Regions from separate parts of the Homo sapiens genome. Here region 1 is linked to region 2. A link is an interaction called in ENCODE POLR2A ChIA-PET data of the cell type or tissue named here. Cell type or tissue: PC-3. All regions are shown on one strand. Each heading gives the region's core, and the rest is flanking DNA. Links, peaks and the distances in the headings are about the cores only. Region 1 has its middle 18 kb from the start of WSCD1. Region 2 has its middle 110 kb from the start of NLRP1.

Region 1 (2,915 bases), core at 284-2,783, 360 kb after region 2:
AGGTTAAATGAAGTCATAATGTTGAAGCCCTAATCCAATAGGACTGGTGTCTTTAGAAGGAGATGAAGAGACACCAGGAGCTCAAGCCCACAGAGGAAAGGCCACGTGAAGACACAAGAAGAAGAAGATAGCCATCCCTAAGCCAGGAAAAGTGCCCTCACCAGAAACCAACCCTCCTGACACCTTGATCTGGGACTTTCAGCCTCTAGAACTGTGAGAAAATAAATTTCTGTTGTTTGAACCACCCAGTTTTTGGTATTCTGTTACGGCTGAATACCATAACAGATGAGGCTGAGCAGATGAATACATTTTTATGATACACGTTCATTTTTGGCCCATGTGTGATCCAATTTTATTATTAATTAATTAGCAATTATTTGGTTACCTTGAGTTACGGTAGTAGTTCTTTTTTTTTTCTTTCTTTTTTTTATTTTAGAGATGGGATTTTGTCATGTTGTCCAGGCTGGTATGAAACTCCTGGACTCAGGTGATCCACCTGCCTCGGCCTCCCAAAGTGCTGGGATTACCCGTGTGAGCCACTGCACCTGGCCCAGTTGTAGTTCTTTTCATGTTATTGATACTAATCCTTGTACGTATTACATCTTCTTCTAGCTGTAACTTGCCTTGTTGAGTATGGTATGAGGTGTAGGCATCAAGCTGTACTTCTTCCTAGATGACTACCTAATTGAAATAGCACTATTTATTTAAAAACAAGATAACAAAATTGAAAACAAAACAAAAAAAACCCTTCCCTTTTCCATTGTCGTGATATGTAATTCTATTGTCTATCTGCGTATGAATCTTTTTCTGGACTCTATTAGTCTATTTGTCTATTTTTGCACCATTTCCGTAACTGACTGAATTACTCTGGCATCAAAGTAAGTCCTGTTATTTGTTAGCATTAGTCACTTCTCCTGGATCTTCTTTATCAGAAATGTCCTGGCTATTCTACAGGCTTTACTCCTACATACAAATTTAGAATCACTTTAGAAGCTGCTGTTAAAAATTTAGCACTTTGGAATTTTGATAGGAATTTTATTGGATCTGGGCATCTTCATAATATTAAGACTGTTCCTGTTCATGAATGTTGTATAGCTCTAACTCCATCTTGTGACTTAAAAAATTATTAAAATTTATCCATGTAAAAAAGTAAAGAAGGAGCAAGAGAACGAACCAGCAAACTGCATGTATGAAGGCCCTGAGGCATGAGTGGGCAGAATTCACTGGAGGCATGGGGAGATGGTGAATATACCTGAAGCGCAGGATGAGGAGGGATGGGGAACAGATGAGATTGAAGACGAAGGCAGTGCTGTAAGGATCTGGAGAGTTCTAAGAACATCACTGATATGACCAGAATTTCATTCTAGAAGGACTACTCTGAGGAGAGAAGAATGGACTAGGGGAGGGAAGAATAGAAACAAGGAGACAAGTAAGGAAACTACTGCTGTTGCCTGGGAGAGAGACAGCTTGGACCAGGGTATTGTCAGTGGTGTTGGAGAGAAGTGGACGGATTTGAAATTTATTTGGAAAGTAAATTTGGGGCAGGGCGCGGTGGCTCATGCCTGTAATCCCAGCACTTTGGGAGGCCGAGGAGGGTGGATCATGAGGTCAGGAGTTCAAGACCAGCCTGGCCAAGATGATGAACCCTGTCTCTACTAAAAATACAAAATTTTAGCCAGGCGTGGTGGCAGGTGCCTGTAATCCCAGCTACTCGGGAAGCTGAGGCAGAGAATTGCTTGAACCTGGGAGGTGGAGGTTGCAGTGAGCCGAGATCATGCCACTGCACTCCAGCCTGGGCAATAGAGTGAGAAAAAAAAAAAAAAGCAAATTTGGGATCAACAGGATATAGTGACTAAACAGTCATGTGTGAGGTAGACAGGTAGGAGGAGAGAATGATTCCTTAGTTTCTGGTTTGGGTGACTGAGCAAACAGGGTTACCAGTTGTTAGAAGGGAACTCCTTTTTCTCCACTCCTGGTTCACAGGAAAAGGGATTTTCCCCTAAGCACACATGACCTTTCTCCAGCTTTTCACATACTGACTCTTCTGATAGGTAAACTTGGGAAGAATAACCGTGCTGGGCTTTGTCCTTCTTCTTTTGGTCAAGTCTGACTTCAGAGGGCAAAGTTCTCTGCTCGTCTAAGACATAAGTCTCACTTGGGCAGGACCCTCCACGCTGCAGGCTGGCGCTGCCTGGGACGAGGTGGATACACTGGCCAGGTTCAGGGGTTGAGTAAGAGGAAGCCACTTGTCTAATAGCCCCAAGGCCACATTTTCCACCTGGCTTCTAGGAGAAACAAACTTGATATTTTGGCCTTTATCTTTACTTTTTAATTTTATTTCACAACTTGTTCAAAACCTAGGAGAAGTAGCAGGGTACCACTTGGTAGGGATTTCTCCACAAATCCTTAATATTTGGTGCCCTGGGGAAGAAAAAAAATAGATCTGGAATTCAGGAAGCCACATTTGTACATGGAGTGGTTTCAGGGGCAGCAAGAGCCTGTGGCTGTGACTCTGGGCATCACGCTTTAACCTTGGTAATTTCTAGACACCTGGATTAGTCCAGATCGGTTCTTTATAGTTGTGTGGTTGTCTTTTAACAGTTCTGGTATGGACAGGCAGGTTGTGCCTTATGCCAAGTGATACATTGACTTTGTGGGTGACTGTGCAGAAAAATATTGAGGTCTCTGAACACCTCCCCAATAAATAGCACCTTATTCCTCACTCAAGGTTTGAACAAATTGAACAAACAAACAAACAAAAATAAAGATAGGGGTGCACAAATCTTTCGCTACGGCATCAAGCCAGGCAGAGGGACCTGACTGTGCTCTGCTACCTGGACCAGGGCAGGCGGTGCCCTGCAGGGATGGAGCAATACAGTCCCTGCTTCCTGCGGCCGCTCACTTCTGAGAGGATG
Region 2 (2,915 bases), core at 278-2,777:
CCCACTTTCATACAACCAGTGACTGGGGGAGTTGGCCTGTGGACCCAGGCAGCCTGACCCAGCAACAGGGCTCATAAACTTTGTGCTATATGGCTGTAACAAGAAGGCTAGTTTTACCATTTACCCTATGATATGATCAGGCTTTGTGTCCCCACCCAAATCTCATCTTGAACTACAATCCCCACAATTCCCATAATCCCCATGTGTCAAGGGAGAGACCAGGTGGAGGTAATTGGATCATGGGCGTGGTTTCCCCTGTGCTGTTCTCACGATAGTGAATTCTCAAGAGATCGGATGGTTTTATAAGGGGCTCTTCCCCCTTTGCTTGGCATTTCTCCTCCCTGCTGTCTTATGAAGAAGGTACCTTGCTTCCCCTTCACCTTCTGCCATAATTGTAAGTTTTCTGAGGCCTCCCCAGCTATGATTGTAAGTTTCCTGAGGCCTCCCCAGACATGATGAGCTGTGAGTCAACCAAACCTCTTTCCTTTATCAATTACCCGGTCTCAGGCAGTTCTTTATAGGAGTATAAAAACAGACGAATATACCCTCGTTCTGGGAGGATTCAGGGACCCAGGCTGCAATGAGAGGGCAGAGCTGCTGGGAGCCACCAATTTGGTTATTCCCAGGATGTCTGTTTGCTGGGCTGGTATGTTGTGGGTTGTTTTTGTAATCTCCACCTTAAAGCACATTTGGTCAAGTCTTATGAGAGGCTTCCGCTGGAGCTGTTTAAGTGGTGGCAGCTGAGGCAGGCCCCTGTCACTCAGGGAAGGCAGCCCTGTGAAGGACGCCTGGGTCTGGAGATCTGCAAGGGAGAGACTTTCTCCTGGAGAACTTTGGGGAAGCTTGGCTCAGTAAAGAGGAGGCAAGGTGGCCTGAACACAGACACTGGGCTGAGGTACATCTCTAAGATGACTGTGTGTGACCAGGAAGTGCTTCTGATCCTGGATACCTGGTGATATTCCAGCTGGTGAATGTAGCATCCCAGCCTGAATTTCAGCATTTGGGTCCTCCTTGAGAGATTCTGAGAATCTCCTTGCCAATATCTGTTTCTGGTCCTTGCAGACATCCAGACACTGCTGGACTTAGTCACTCACTCTATAGACCAGCTGTCTCTTTCATGCCTTTCTGATATTGGTCCAAAGGGGGCCCCAATGTCTCCCTTCTGGCCTACCCCCGCCCCCATGCACCTGCCCAGGCTTCTGGAATATTGAGGCTCAGCATGAACCCAGTGCCCTGGAGCCCCCTTGTCTTGAGGGGGCAATGGACAGTCCTGCTCTATCATCCTTAGTGTGAATTCCTGACCTCTTTGAGCTTAGTTGGAATTGTAAGCATGGGCTTTCTTCATTTTCCATAGGTGTGGCCGTGAGGCTGCACTGGCACTAGGCCAAACTTCACCAGGACAATCATGTCCACCACAATGGGGCAGCAGGAATTCTGTGTGGCCAGTGAGGGAGGTGTATTATAGAGGCCCATGGTGAAATCCAGATGATTTCACCTGTAGAGTCTCTTCTCACCGTGAGATTCCATAATTTAGAATGGAAATCTAAAGGGAGATTGTAGATGAAAGACTACAGCTAGTGAGTTAGATGACAACCTCCAGCTCAACAGCTGAGTTGTGAGCAAGGAAAAAGAAAATAGTGAAGCCAGGGAGCCAATGTGGGTTCCCTGAGAAAAAGTCATACCCAAGGATTTCCCTGAGAGAATTATTAGCCCATTCTAGCATGAAAACACTCTAAAACAATCTCATAGCTAGAAAATATTTCCTGGTTTTCAAGGCATTTTCCTTTACTATTATTTTCCCCCCTCTTTCATAACAGCCTTGGGAAATAGGCAGGGAAGTATAACATGCCCATTTTACAGACAAGGAAACAGAAAGAAAATGGGATTTACCCCGGAGCACGCAGCTAAGTTATGCAATGTAGACTCAAATTGATCTCTTCTATCTCTGCTTTGGGACCCTTTCTATAACTCTGCATGCTGTATTTTGATTTTTGCAAAACACTTGACAATGGGCATGATCTCCTTGAGGACCAGAGGGAGAAGCATTCCCGATGTGATGAATAAGCATGGTGGGTTAAACATGGAGGCCCATTTGATGGCTATAAGCCTGTTTGATGGCTGAATGAAGAGCTCTCTGGTGCACACCTGCCACAGCCCTTTTGTCCGGGACGACTTCCATGAGACACGGCAGTGTTTGTCAGACTTCTTGATGACACAGTGCTGGAAAGGACAGCTAATCCACTAGTTGGGAGAACTGAGTAGAAAATAATTGAGAATATTTGATGTATTGGAGAGGGCATAGGCTGTGGAATCAGACCAGCTGCAGAACCTTGGGCAAATTACTTAAGGAAAGCAGATGCTCATTTAATGCTCCTTCCCCTTCCTTTCTTCCTTCAGGCAAAGAAGAGGCAGGATTGCTGTCTCCCAATGTGTGAAGCTCCATCTTAATAAAGCAGGTGCTGCCTGTGTCAATACCCTGGTGGCTACCAGCTCAGCCCCTGGAAACTGACTGCCTTGGTTCCTTTCCTGGTTCCACTACATGCTAGTTGTGAGATCTTGGGCAAGCTACACCCTCTCTCAGCACCTGTCCTGTAAAATGGAGACAACGACAGCACCCATCTCACAGGATTATCGCTAGAAAGCACTCACAGTGGTAGCCAGCACCCAACACGTACTATGACAAATTTCCATTGTTGTCGTTATCATCCTGTGACCCCTAAAGGTAAAATGGAGCTGAACGCTGTAACTTACAGAAAGTGGGGTTTTTATTTGTGTAGGGGAGAACTTTTTGCCTCACTCCCCTGCTGAACACTTTTCAATTCCACTTCATTACCCTTAGGAGAAAGGCAGAAATCTTTAACGTGACCCCCACGGTCCTGCTCATGCGGCCCTTGACTTGTAACAGTGAAACTGCC

The links. Peaks named below come from ENCODE experiments on the same cell type or tissue, not always from the same donor. Only the 100,000 strongest peaks of a DNase experiment are listed, where the experiment ranks them.
Region 1: POLR2A ChIA-PET joins it to region 2 with 5 read pairs; 1 of 35 experiments calls an interaction of 5 or more read pairs at or near these places.

The regions. Positions count from the first base shown.
Region 1 is chr17:6,051,174-6,054,088 of GRCh38, forward strand. No RefSeq gene overlaps it. Among named protein-coding and RNA genes, the nearest start is that of WSCD1, 18 kb to the right of the region's middle. In PC-3, for the core only: no CTCF peak of the experiment used is centred there; no DNase peak of the experiment used is centred there; H3K27ac peaks cover 1,358 bases.
Region 2 is chr17:5,695,466-5,698,380 of GRCh38, forward strand. No RefSeq gene overlaps it. Among named protein-coding and RNA genes, the nearest start is that of NLRP1, 110 kb to the left of the region's middle. In PC-3, for the core only: no CTCF peak of the experiment used is centred there; no DNase peak of the experiment used is centred there.